Regions from separate parts of the Homo sapiens genome. Here region 2 is linked to region 1. The links are chromatin loops, found by intact Hi-C in ENCODE. Cell type or tissue: B cell. All regions are shown on one strand. Each heading gives the region's core, and the rest is flanking DNA. Links, peaks and the distances in the headings are about the cores only.

What was found. A loop is a pair of places that touch in the nucleus more often than their neighbours do. Peaks named below come from ENCODE experiments on the same cell type or tissue, not always from the same donor. Only the 100,000 strongest peaks of a DNase experiment are listed, where the experiment ranks them.
Region 2: a loop joins it to region 1, with 2.3 times the contacts of the local background. A loop is called at or near these places in 3 of 110 quality-filtered maps.

The regions. Positions count from the first base shown.
Region 1 is chr3:114,425,582-114,430,969 of GRCh38, reverse strand. The region is part of intron 7 of ZBTB20 (zinc finger and BTB domain containing 20); the gene reads left to right. Among named protein-coding and RNA genes, the nearest start is that of ZBTB20-AS5, 25 kb to the left of the region's middle. RefSeq lists an enhancer at 2,342-2,391. In B cell, for the core only: no CTCF peak of the experiment used is centred there; a DNase peak (open chromatin) is centred at 2,639; H3K27ac peaks cover 2,077 bases.
Region 2 is chr3:114,509,551-114,514,938 of GRCh38, reverse strand. All of the region lies in intron 6 of ZBTB20 (zinc finger and BTB domain containing 20), which reads left to right. The region is part of intron 1 of ZBTB20-AS5 (ZBTB20 antisense RNA 5); the gene reads right to left. Among named protein-coding and RNA genes, the nearest start is that of ZBTB20-AS5, 59 kb to the right of the region's middle. In B cell, for the core only: no CTCF peak of the experiment used is centred there; no DNase peak of the experiment used is centred there.

The DNA of each region.
Region 1 (5,388 bases), core at 269-5,268:
ACATCTAGGCCTTCATATATGAGAGAAAAATTCACTTGTTTTCCTTTCCACACTTTACAGAAAACAAGGTAAGTAGAGGCAGTGAGAATGCCAACCCTGGAGTAAAAATGAAGCAGACTATGTGCTCACCTTTAAATATTTTTAAGGATAAAACCCTATCTACTGGCAGTTAACAGGGAATTCACTGTGCCAGGTTTTTGTAGGAGCAGTGCATGATGTTCCCTGGCACTGAAAGAGTTTATAGGGTATTTTTTATGTTTTTAGCATTAATTTTTGCATGATAACTTTGCAACATCAGGTAAATTGTCTTCTAAAATTAAAAAAATACATGAGTGATTTGAATTTTCTACATCAATATTCTATGGTGGATCCAAATGTTAGTTTGCTCATGCTCATATATTTAAACATCAAGGTGGCAGAAAATGTGTGTTTATATTCGAATTAATTGGGCACATAACTTAGCATCATATAGTAGATATCCAATAAAAAGACTGCCAGTGGCATTCATTGTTGTTTCATTTTTGGGTTTCTCCCTTAGCAGGCTTATAGGCTTTGTAGATGGACAAACTTGGATCCAAATATGAGTGCCATAAATTACTTTCTAGCTTTGTATGTCTGCTCAAAACACAATCTTGCTGTGCCTCAGTTTCTTTACCAGAAGAAATGGAAACAATCTCTGCTCTGGGAGATGTTTATGAGAATTAAATGAGCTAATTTGTGTAAAGAACCTAGCATAGTACTGAAATGTAGTAGGCACTCACATGTTATCTTTCTCCTTTCTTCTTTTTAAGAGAAATGCTTGGGTAATATGATCACTTCTTTACTACTAGTGATTTTTCTCCATAACCAGATTACTTAAACTAATTGTATTCATTAGGTTTTAGCTACTCAATTTTTGTTCATCTCAAAGGAAATCATTGTGCTTTGCCATATACTAAAATATAACTGTAAGGGAAATGACTTGGAGATTAAGTACAGTCATCCCTTGATATCCAATCAGCAGGGCACTGGTTCCAGGACACCCCATCCCACCCCAGCCCACCACACAGATACCGAAATCAACAAATGCTCAAGTCCCTAATATAAAATGGGATAGTATTTGCATATAACCCATGCACATCCTTCCGTGTACTTTAAATCATCTCTAAATTACTTATAATACCTAATGCAATGTAAGGTCTATGTAAATAGCTGTTATACTGCACTGTTTCTTTGTTTGTGTTATTTTTCATTGTGGTATCATTATTTTTTATTGGAGGTTTTTTTTTTCCAAATATTTTCCATTTGCGGATATAGAACCCATGGATACGGAGGGCCAGAGGTCTGACTACAAATGTGTTAGATCTGAAAGAAGCATGACTTAGCAACGTTCTCTGCCTTATTCTTAGTTTCATCCCCATCCTCAACCTCAATACCCTCTCAGAGACTGGGCAGAAGGAGAGCAGCAATGCCTAGAGAGCTCTGTTTCTGAGCTACCGAGTTAGGGCATTGAATTTAGGATGGATTCTAAAGGGAAAAAAACATCCAAATGCACCGAATAGCTGAAATCCAATCTTTAGATGTGGGGTACCAGAAACATTCCAGATTATTTCCAGTGTCTAACTAAAATATAATGCAGAGTTTATGCCTTCTCTCAAGATTCAAAATTAATGATTATGATTTGTATTAATCCAATAGGAATTAGTTTGACTACTTGATTATTTAAGAGGTTGTATTGTAGATATAAAACAACTATACTGTTAACTCTTTTTGAAACAGCACAAACTATGTCTAATCGTACTTTTTTACTTTTATAATACTTGCACACAGAGTTCAGTAACTGTTTGTTCACTGAACAAATGAATCTAGTCCGTGGCTTCTTGACCATGGTAGTGAAAATGCTACAACACCGGTCCTCTTTTTACTACCCAGCAATATATTTTATACAGACTTATCTATATCTATAGATCTCTCCCCCTGTATCTTTTTTTGTATATATATGTATAATTGTTTAAATAAAAGGCCTTGAAGGACCCAATTCCACTGGATTCCTCATAGCCCCAAATCTATCTGTAAATTCATTACTGCTAGAATTGCCAACTACAGAATTAACTTCTGTGACCATTGGCAAGTCCTCAGTTTCCTCATTTACAAAATGACTAAAAGATCACTAAGGTAAAAAACACTTCCCACTCCAGAATTTGATTCTTTCTCTCTAGTGAGAAGTCATATCTTTTTGAGAGGTATCCTATTGTTTGAACTTAGCACAAGTTTTTTCCTTGATGCAAGAATCACAAATGAAATTATTTGTATTCTACTAGGGGCTGGGGACTTGTACTTGCTTTTAAAACTGTTTCAGGACAACCATTGAGATAGGTGTCTTTTCATTTCTTTACTTACTTAGACACTGGGACTCAACATGGTGGGGGCAGCCAGACCTCCACAGGAGCCTGCCAGGTTTCTGTCATTCCCCCCACCTACCAAAAAAAGAAAAAGACTAAAATCTACCCAGTTCCCCACTTCTGGGCCCCTTCAGGGCACTTCCTCTTTGGTGCAAATGAGGCCTGTCCCTCCCAGTCTAGCTCCATAGATGCCTTTCTGGTGTGCTTGGTATTAATGACATAGTCTGCTTTCGTCAGCCTTACCATTTCCGGAGTGAGGTATTTCTTGGTAGTTTGCATTTTTTTCTTTTAATACCTGCGTATTTAATGTTGTGTCTGATAGAGTCTGATTGTCCCCATTGTGAACGTGGTTTTTAAGTCATTAATATGTTGATTTGGTTCGTAAAAGTGAGAGTAAACTGCCACTATGGTACAGTACTTTGTTGGGGGGTATGGGGGATTCTCTCTATTTTCTCTTCTTTTTACAAGAAGAAAAAGGCCCCAAATTGTGCCCTTTGGATTATCTTGTTCTCTTTTTACATTTGAATTTCAAAATCCCCTTTAAATGAACAAATCTCAAGGTTTCTATTACGACAGATGCCTTTGGGCATGCCCCCCAGTCCCCGTGACTTTATGGCTGTGGGCACTTCTTCCTTTCAGCTCTTTGTGAATATTCTGTGTCCCTGGCCCTCTCTCAGAGTCACATTGACATTCAAACAATAACCTCTCCCTTAGTTGGTGCTCCTTGATTGCCAAAACGAGTGCTCTGCCTCTACTGCTTTACCTCTGTTAACAATCATTCTCCACGTTTCTGAAGAAAAAGAAAGTCTTAACATTTAATTTCTTATTACACGATACATTTTGATTAACACCCAAGTATTAGATGTTGGTGAGTGCTGAGGGGAAGACCCAGACAGCAGACACCAAATCTTATTTTTGGAGACTATTTACAGTATAAATGTGTAGTACTTGGGGGTGGGCAAGTCTTGCACATTTGAATAAAAGAGGAACAGAGTTGTTGTCTCATCTGTGTCAGGACCTTCTCCTCTTCGGTCTGCATTGCAGTCCTGCTTTGGCTTAATTAATCCATTAAGCTCTATCTTAACCCTAGTCAGTAATGATCGAGGGGCTCACTGGAGCCATCTAGAATGGGAGAAATTAGATGGATAATGATTTTTGTGCTGATGATGTGTTCTGTCTTTTTATATAGTTGATCCCGTGAGGGACATATTTCTTTGGTGTATTCCTGCTGATGTTCTCAAGACAGATATATTACAGAGAAATAAATCAGACTATGAGACTTTGCTAGTGTCTACTTCTTGGTGTGTAAATTTAACGTTTTAAAATCAAAGCTGTTTTTAAAAATATAGTTTTATGAATATAATATTAAACAATCAAGAGGGTGAGAGAAATTTGGGAAACTCTCATTTTGGTATTATTTCTTGTTACACTCAGATGCTGCTATGGAATATTTATGTTCATAGTCTTCTGATTCCTTCCTCCTCTGTGAGTAAACTGTTTAAGATGGTTCCTCCTCAATTCAATTCAACAAGTGTGTGTTTAGTGATACCTATCATGTGCATAGCGGTTGACAGATCTCAAAAAGCATGAGACTTAAATGGCTTTATATATATTAAAGTAACAAAATGGGACTTTTTTCATTTTTGTTTTTTATACCAATTTGAAATCAAGACTTAAAAGTTGCAAGGCAATAAATAAACTGTATTAAATACCATATTTTGCTGCCATCAAAATAATTTATAAACAACTACAATACACAATTAAAAATATAATTTTTTTCTGAAATGTGTGGAAAGGTGGGTGGAGTGGTTCTTACCTTGTTTTAGAGGGTTAACAGTTGGCTGGTAATCATCTTGGAAATCTCTCTGGCATAAGTGAGGTTTAAGTTATCATCTGAATGAAGGAAAGATGTTCTTCAGTGCATGAGGGATTATTCCGTAGATGCAGGCTTATGTGGAAAAAGTTCAGAGATGGAGAGGGTGTATTCTCAGCGGAAGGAAGCCAGAAGACAAAAGCGACTTGCTGTGTGGATTAAGGTGGGCCTTAGTGGCACCGGATGCTGACAGGTTAGACAAGCAGACCTACAGGGAGGGGGCTTTCAGTGCTGGGAGTCTATAATTCACAATTGATCTGAAGTAGGGTAGAAAGCCACTGGAGGACTAAAGAGGGAACTGTGACAGTCAAACCATTGAGAATATGTTTGGAGTGAGGAGGCAATTTTTTTTTTTTTTTTTTTTTTTTTTTTTTTTTTGAGATGGAGTCTTGCTCTGTCACCCAGGCAGGAGTGCAGTGGCGCGATCTCGGCTCACTACAAGCTCCGCCTCCAGGTTCACGCCATTCTCCTGCCTCAGCCTCCCAAGTAGCTGGGACTACAGGCGCCCGCCACCACGCCCAGCTAATTTTGTTTTTGTATTTTTAATAGAGATGGGGTTTCACCGTGTTAGCCAGGATGGTCTCAATCTCCTGACCTCATGATCCGCCCACCTCGGCCTCCCAAAGTGCTGGGATTACAGGCGTGAGCCACCGCACCCGGCTGAGGAGGCAATTTTCATATCCTAGGTACAATGTGATTAGGAGCTGGCCAAGAATATTAGTTTAAAAAGGTATATTTGAGTTAACATCATCATAAGAAAATTTCTAAATTTGATAAGTGGCTCTATATGAGAAGCAATATATTAAAATGTGAACGTTTAGCAGAAGATTGAGGCATTGGATATATTAGACTGTGGTTACACAGAATTTGTATAGCAGAATGATTTAAAAGGAAAGAGAGAATGCTTTTTATTATTTGGGTTTTGAGGGGCTAGCAGCCATCTAAGTAGAGATATTCTGAAGAGAAAGTGTTATCTAAGTTAACTAACTTAGTTAACCCTAACTAAAAGAGGTAGATTATGAGAAAAGATGGATGAGTGCATCAGCCCTTCAGATGCATGAGTATAAGAAGAAAAAACTATGGCCTTAAGATAGTTCTTTGAGGGACAGCATATTTAAGAGTTACAAAAGGTAA
Region 2 (5,388 bases), core at 278-5,277, 84 kb before region 1:
GTAAGAGCAGAATAAATAGGAACCTCCCATGGGTCAATGGCAATAAACTTGACAAGAAGCAAATTGTTTTATTTTTTGCCTTGGATTCCAAAAGTGTGCTGAGGTTTCCCTCTAGGCATGCTCTTTTACTTTTCTTAAGATTATCGATTTATTCTGTTAGAGAGTCTACAGAGGTGACACTCTTCTTTTCTGGCCCTCGCTCTCCCTTTCTTTGTTTTCTCTTTCTCCTCATTTCCTCCTATCTTAATGGATTGAATGTTGTCATATGTCTCAGCAACCCTCCCCAACCCAGTGACCAAATAAAGTATTCCCCATTACTTACTATTGGATTTTGTTTAATCCCCAAGAAGACTGGGCTAAGAAGTTAGTGCTTGTTTAGAAAACACTTTTAGGTACTTTGCAGATAACACTGTACCACTAATCCCTCATGCCCTATACATTTAGATGAACCTGGGTGTCTCTCTCTGGTATTCGTAAGAAAAGCTCTGCTCCTATGGGCCCTGTCTCCATATGTCAGCCTAGCAAAGTAACCAACCATGTTATGCACTGTGAGATACCATCCTCTAGTTATCCTTTACTTGCTTGAGTGGACTGAGATGAACATAATATACAAGGTTTAGTAGTTCCTAAACCCTATGAGAATTCCTAAGCTCCTTCTCTTGATGTTGTCAATATATAAGTTCAAAAAATAGCTTTGGGGGAATTTCAATAAACAACTCTAAATAAGTCCTCTTTCCTTTGCAAATATAAATCCTTTGTTAAATTTTATTTTTTTCCTTTTGTTTTCTACTCCTGATTCTGTTATAGCTCTAGCAATGCTAAAAACAAGCTGGTTTGGAGATTAATATGACCAGACATACCATGAATTTTTTAAATCTCAAAAGTCCCAGTTTATCCTTCTTGGTAAATCGAATATCTGTTATATATACATACATATACACATACATAAACACATACATACATACATACATATTTATGCAGTATGTTATTATGTCTTCTCTAAATTCTTTTTTTTTTTTGTCTCCCTGTCTCCTAGAATTCTTCCTAAATGCTTTTTTTTGTTATAATAAAGAGGTAGGAGAAAGAAAACCTGAAGAAATGGAGGAGAAAAGAGTATGAAGTGCTAGAAGATGGAAGGAGAAGGCACACTATGGAATAAGGGAAACCAGTGAGGAGATTGAAAAAGTAGTGATTTTCTTTTCCCGAGTTCCCTTAGACTGCTTTTAGGTTTGGTTTTGATATTTCTCTCACCTAGTGCCCCAAAATGACCTCTCCCTAGCAATTTGTTCCATAAAAAATATTCCTCTTACTGCCAGAAAATATCTCTTACCTGTCAAGCAGGTTGAAATATCCTGCCCCAGCATCTAAACATCCTCTCCAGCCTGCCAAGCCCCTAACCACCTGACCCAGGGGACTTGGACCCATTGCCATTAGTTCTACACACCCCCTACCCCATGCCAGCATGGAGAGTGTTAATGGCTGATGTAAGTGTGAAAGAACATAAGCGATAATTTGGTTTTACTTTATTAAAATTCAAAATATAAATAGGTAAACTACATGTTGAATTCATAAAATTCTTCCTCCACTGTTTAGAAATACAAAAACTGCATTTTTAGAAAAGGGATTGATTGGTGTCATGTACGTATTTGTTCACGTCTGTTGATGCAAGATAATAAGAGTATTAACATAGAGGTGGAATAATGGTATTTATAATTTCATCACCACTGTTTATATAAGATAAAAATGTCTGAAAGCAACAGAGAGAACATTTGCTGCTCTATACATACATTAAATTCTCCCATTTTTGTTTATAAAGCATATGAGGAGGAAAAACAAGTTTAACAAATTGAGGAAGAGTTAGTGTTCTTTTTACCATGTCCACTGTCATTTACCTAAGGTAGCCAGGTTCAGAAAATACCAAAATATAGTGGAGAGGGTAACTCCTTATAAGAGAATATAGGGACCAGAAATATGCACTTGGTTAACTGTTCTCTGAGATTGAGATTACTTGAGCTAGATTATGGTCCTCTGTTCAATGCAGAAATTGTTCTACCCCAGAGAGTAGTGAGTACTACGTCTGGGAGACCAGTAACTTGTGTGTAATTTGCCTGTAACTTGAGATATGTATCTTAGGGGCTGAGGCTCCATTCCCTCTTTCAAAAAAGAAAGGAAAAAAATGGTGCTTCAGATCAGATTGTAAGGACTCATTTCAAAAACTTAAATAATTCTGGGTAGACTTTTATATTTTCATGGCTGTTTGAGAAAGAAAAGTTAGTTGGGAGTGGAGAAGGGGTTTCTCATTTATATAAAAATTAGCTGTGTTGATAGTATAGCTCACAAAGGATCAGGTCATTCATGAAAGGTTAATGGATGTTACAGGGCAAATGAATAAAAACAAATAAAGAACAAGAAGAGGAATCATCATGGCAGGTGGTTATATTTATAACTTGTCTAAAGTGGGCTAATAACCTGTCAGTGATAATAGAGACAGAAACTCTCCAAAACATACATTAGAGTGGAAGGTCCTTGAGGGCAGAAGTAGAATCCAGTTGGCAGAGTAATCAATAATAGACTCGGGAAAACTATTTGTTGAATTAATGAATGAATGCATGGTGTTGGAAATACTTTGTATATTCTCCCCTATCTTAACCAACTCTCAAGATAAGTTCAGAAACTTTATTAGGCTGTCATGAAAGAGTTGATATTTAACAAGGACATAAAGCAACTAATTTTTATTAATTAGTTCCTTTTAGTCCCCATTCATATTCCTATCCCTGTCTATTTTATTGTCTGTTGGACCAATTTTGCATGAAAATGTTAGGAGATGAAGTCAGAGAAATAGTAAGGGACATACTGTATTGGTCTAACAGACCATAGTAAAGGCTTTAGAATCCTAAGCATCAGTGAGCCTGAAAAAGTCTACTGGGCAGGAGAGTCTTTGAAATCACAACAACCCTATTTTTTTCAGAATTACCAGATGAGACACTTCAGCCAAAGGCTGGAGCCCTAGATATAAGAGCTTGATTTAGGCTATTTGTTAACTGTGATATTTCTGACCAGTATAAATAAAAATAAACTGTGCTTCACTGGACCTTTGTTTTTTGCCTATTGAGCTAGTTTTATCCATCAATTTACCCCAGTTGGCAGCCTTACCTAAGAGAAGCTTAGGGAGCAGTAGCAAATGTGTTTTTCAGCACACTGAAGACCTTATAGAACTTATCTATAAGGTCTCCAGTTCTAAAGTGTAGGATTTAAGACACTAAACAAAAATTTAAAATATTAGATAGATTTTCCCTTGTACTAACTGTTCACTGAACTAAGAATTATAGAATTCCTGTGTATTTAATAGTGTATGCATAAATCACTTTGCAAAGGAAAGAGAGGTTAAAAGTTCACATAAGACATATATGATCTCTAACCAAGTCCTTCCAAGGTGAACCAATTTGCTACACTTACTTGTAAGAATGAGAGAAATCCGATAGTTTGCCTAAGATGGGATATTCAGAAGTCATTTTCTTGTCCATTTAAGTCTAAATCTTTAAAACTCTGAAGCCATGTTACTAGTAGAACCGAGGGAAATAGCCTAGAATTTTTCTTGTCACTTACAGAGATGACAGACTTACAATATGATGATTCTTTTGAAAGCTTCTTACAAGACCTAGAACTTGTCTGGCTCCATTTATCTGGCCAGGATGTATTTCTATGATTTATCCAATGAGATTCTTAGCAGAGCCTTACATTTACTGCATAAGATAATTATATTTCTTTTCTTTGCCATGACAAAAACCACTCTATACTATACACATAACTTTAAAGGTTGCCTTTTTTTTTTTTTTTTAGCATGTGGACAGAGTCTATAAAAGCTTTTTTCAGTTTCATCATGTTGACAAGCTGATTCCATTAAATCACCCACCACCATCATGTTCACTTTTTTTTTTCTTTTTTGAAAAGTTAGAAAACAGTGATCATCTTAGAGTTTTCAAGGCATTCCCTTTGGAAAAAATAAATCTGGAAAAACATGAGTCTGTTCCTTCAAATGGAAAAAAGGCCCTTCTCTTGAAGCTATTCGGGATAGGGAAGGAGCTCTCGGTCTTTTACCCCCTGTAAGATCGGATGTTTTTTAAACATTCTGAGTATAGATCAAACTTCTCTACCTCAGTGTTTCTTATGTATTATTTGCTACTTCAAATGGACACTGCAAGAAGTTAAATGAATGACATGAAAGAGATTCGTTCAGGGATTTCTTAGTATTTTGCACCCTCGGATGCAATGCAATTAGATAATATTTTAGGATCACACTGCTGTTTTGATTAGGGCAGATATATCCCTGCTCCTCCCATCACCATGCTTTCCTCACTGAGGGGGAAGAAATCATATGATCATGCTGCTGCTGGGTCATTTAAAGCATTGAGTGGATGTGTGAAATGAGAAAAAAAAAAAAGCTCAGTGTGGGGTTAATTAGCTCTGTGGCGTTGTGGGTGGGTCACTTCCTCCAGACCAAATCATGCAGGAGGAACCATGCATGTGCAGACTGACAAAATTAAAAGAAAGCCCATGAACCTTCAGACTCTAGGACAAAAATTGATTGCCTTTGGAAACAAGAAAGGAACCCTTTCATGCAGTGAGTACTTTGGGCTTCATTGGTCAGAGATGAATGGACTTCCCTTGAAGTGTCGGCTCAGGCCACTGTCATATACTGAAAATGAATCTATGGTTTGAGAAGGACCTGGCAAATCTGGTACTTTTAAAAATTTACCTCTGCTGACACTTTTTAAAATCATGTCTTTCTCAATTAGGATACTAGCCTTATTTTTGAGGTCTCATCTTGGAAACAACATAATTTCTTCCCCAAAGTATGGGTGAATACTTTATATTTTCGTAATTGTGTTTCACGGTATTTCACAGACTGCTGCGGGTTCCCTGCCTGCTGAGATTCGTTCAGCTGTGGTTTGGCCTGAAGGGTTCCCACTAGGTTGTTTACAATCTAATCCTTGAAGTGGGAGGTTAAGGAGCAGATAGAAAACATCCTCGATCCCTGGATCATTAATAGGTGAATACAAGAATTCAGATATTTACAAGGAAATCTCACAGGCCAGGATTTCTAGGGCAGAAAGATATTGTGAGAGGCTCCTGGAGCATATGCTGACAAGGAGCCAGGAACCAATGGAGATTATCCATGAGGAAAACACTGACAAATATGTTAATAAAATTTCAGTGCAAACCATTTGGGGTTTCTTATGTTTCTGCCTAAATTACTCTGACTTTAGTAGTAACAGCACTTCATGGAGTATACAGAGAGTCACCAAATGTTTATGACTTTTGAGAAGAAGAATATGTGTGTGTGCACGTATGATGTGTGCATTTATAGGTATATATCTTTATTTGAAG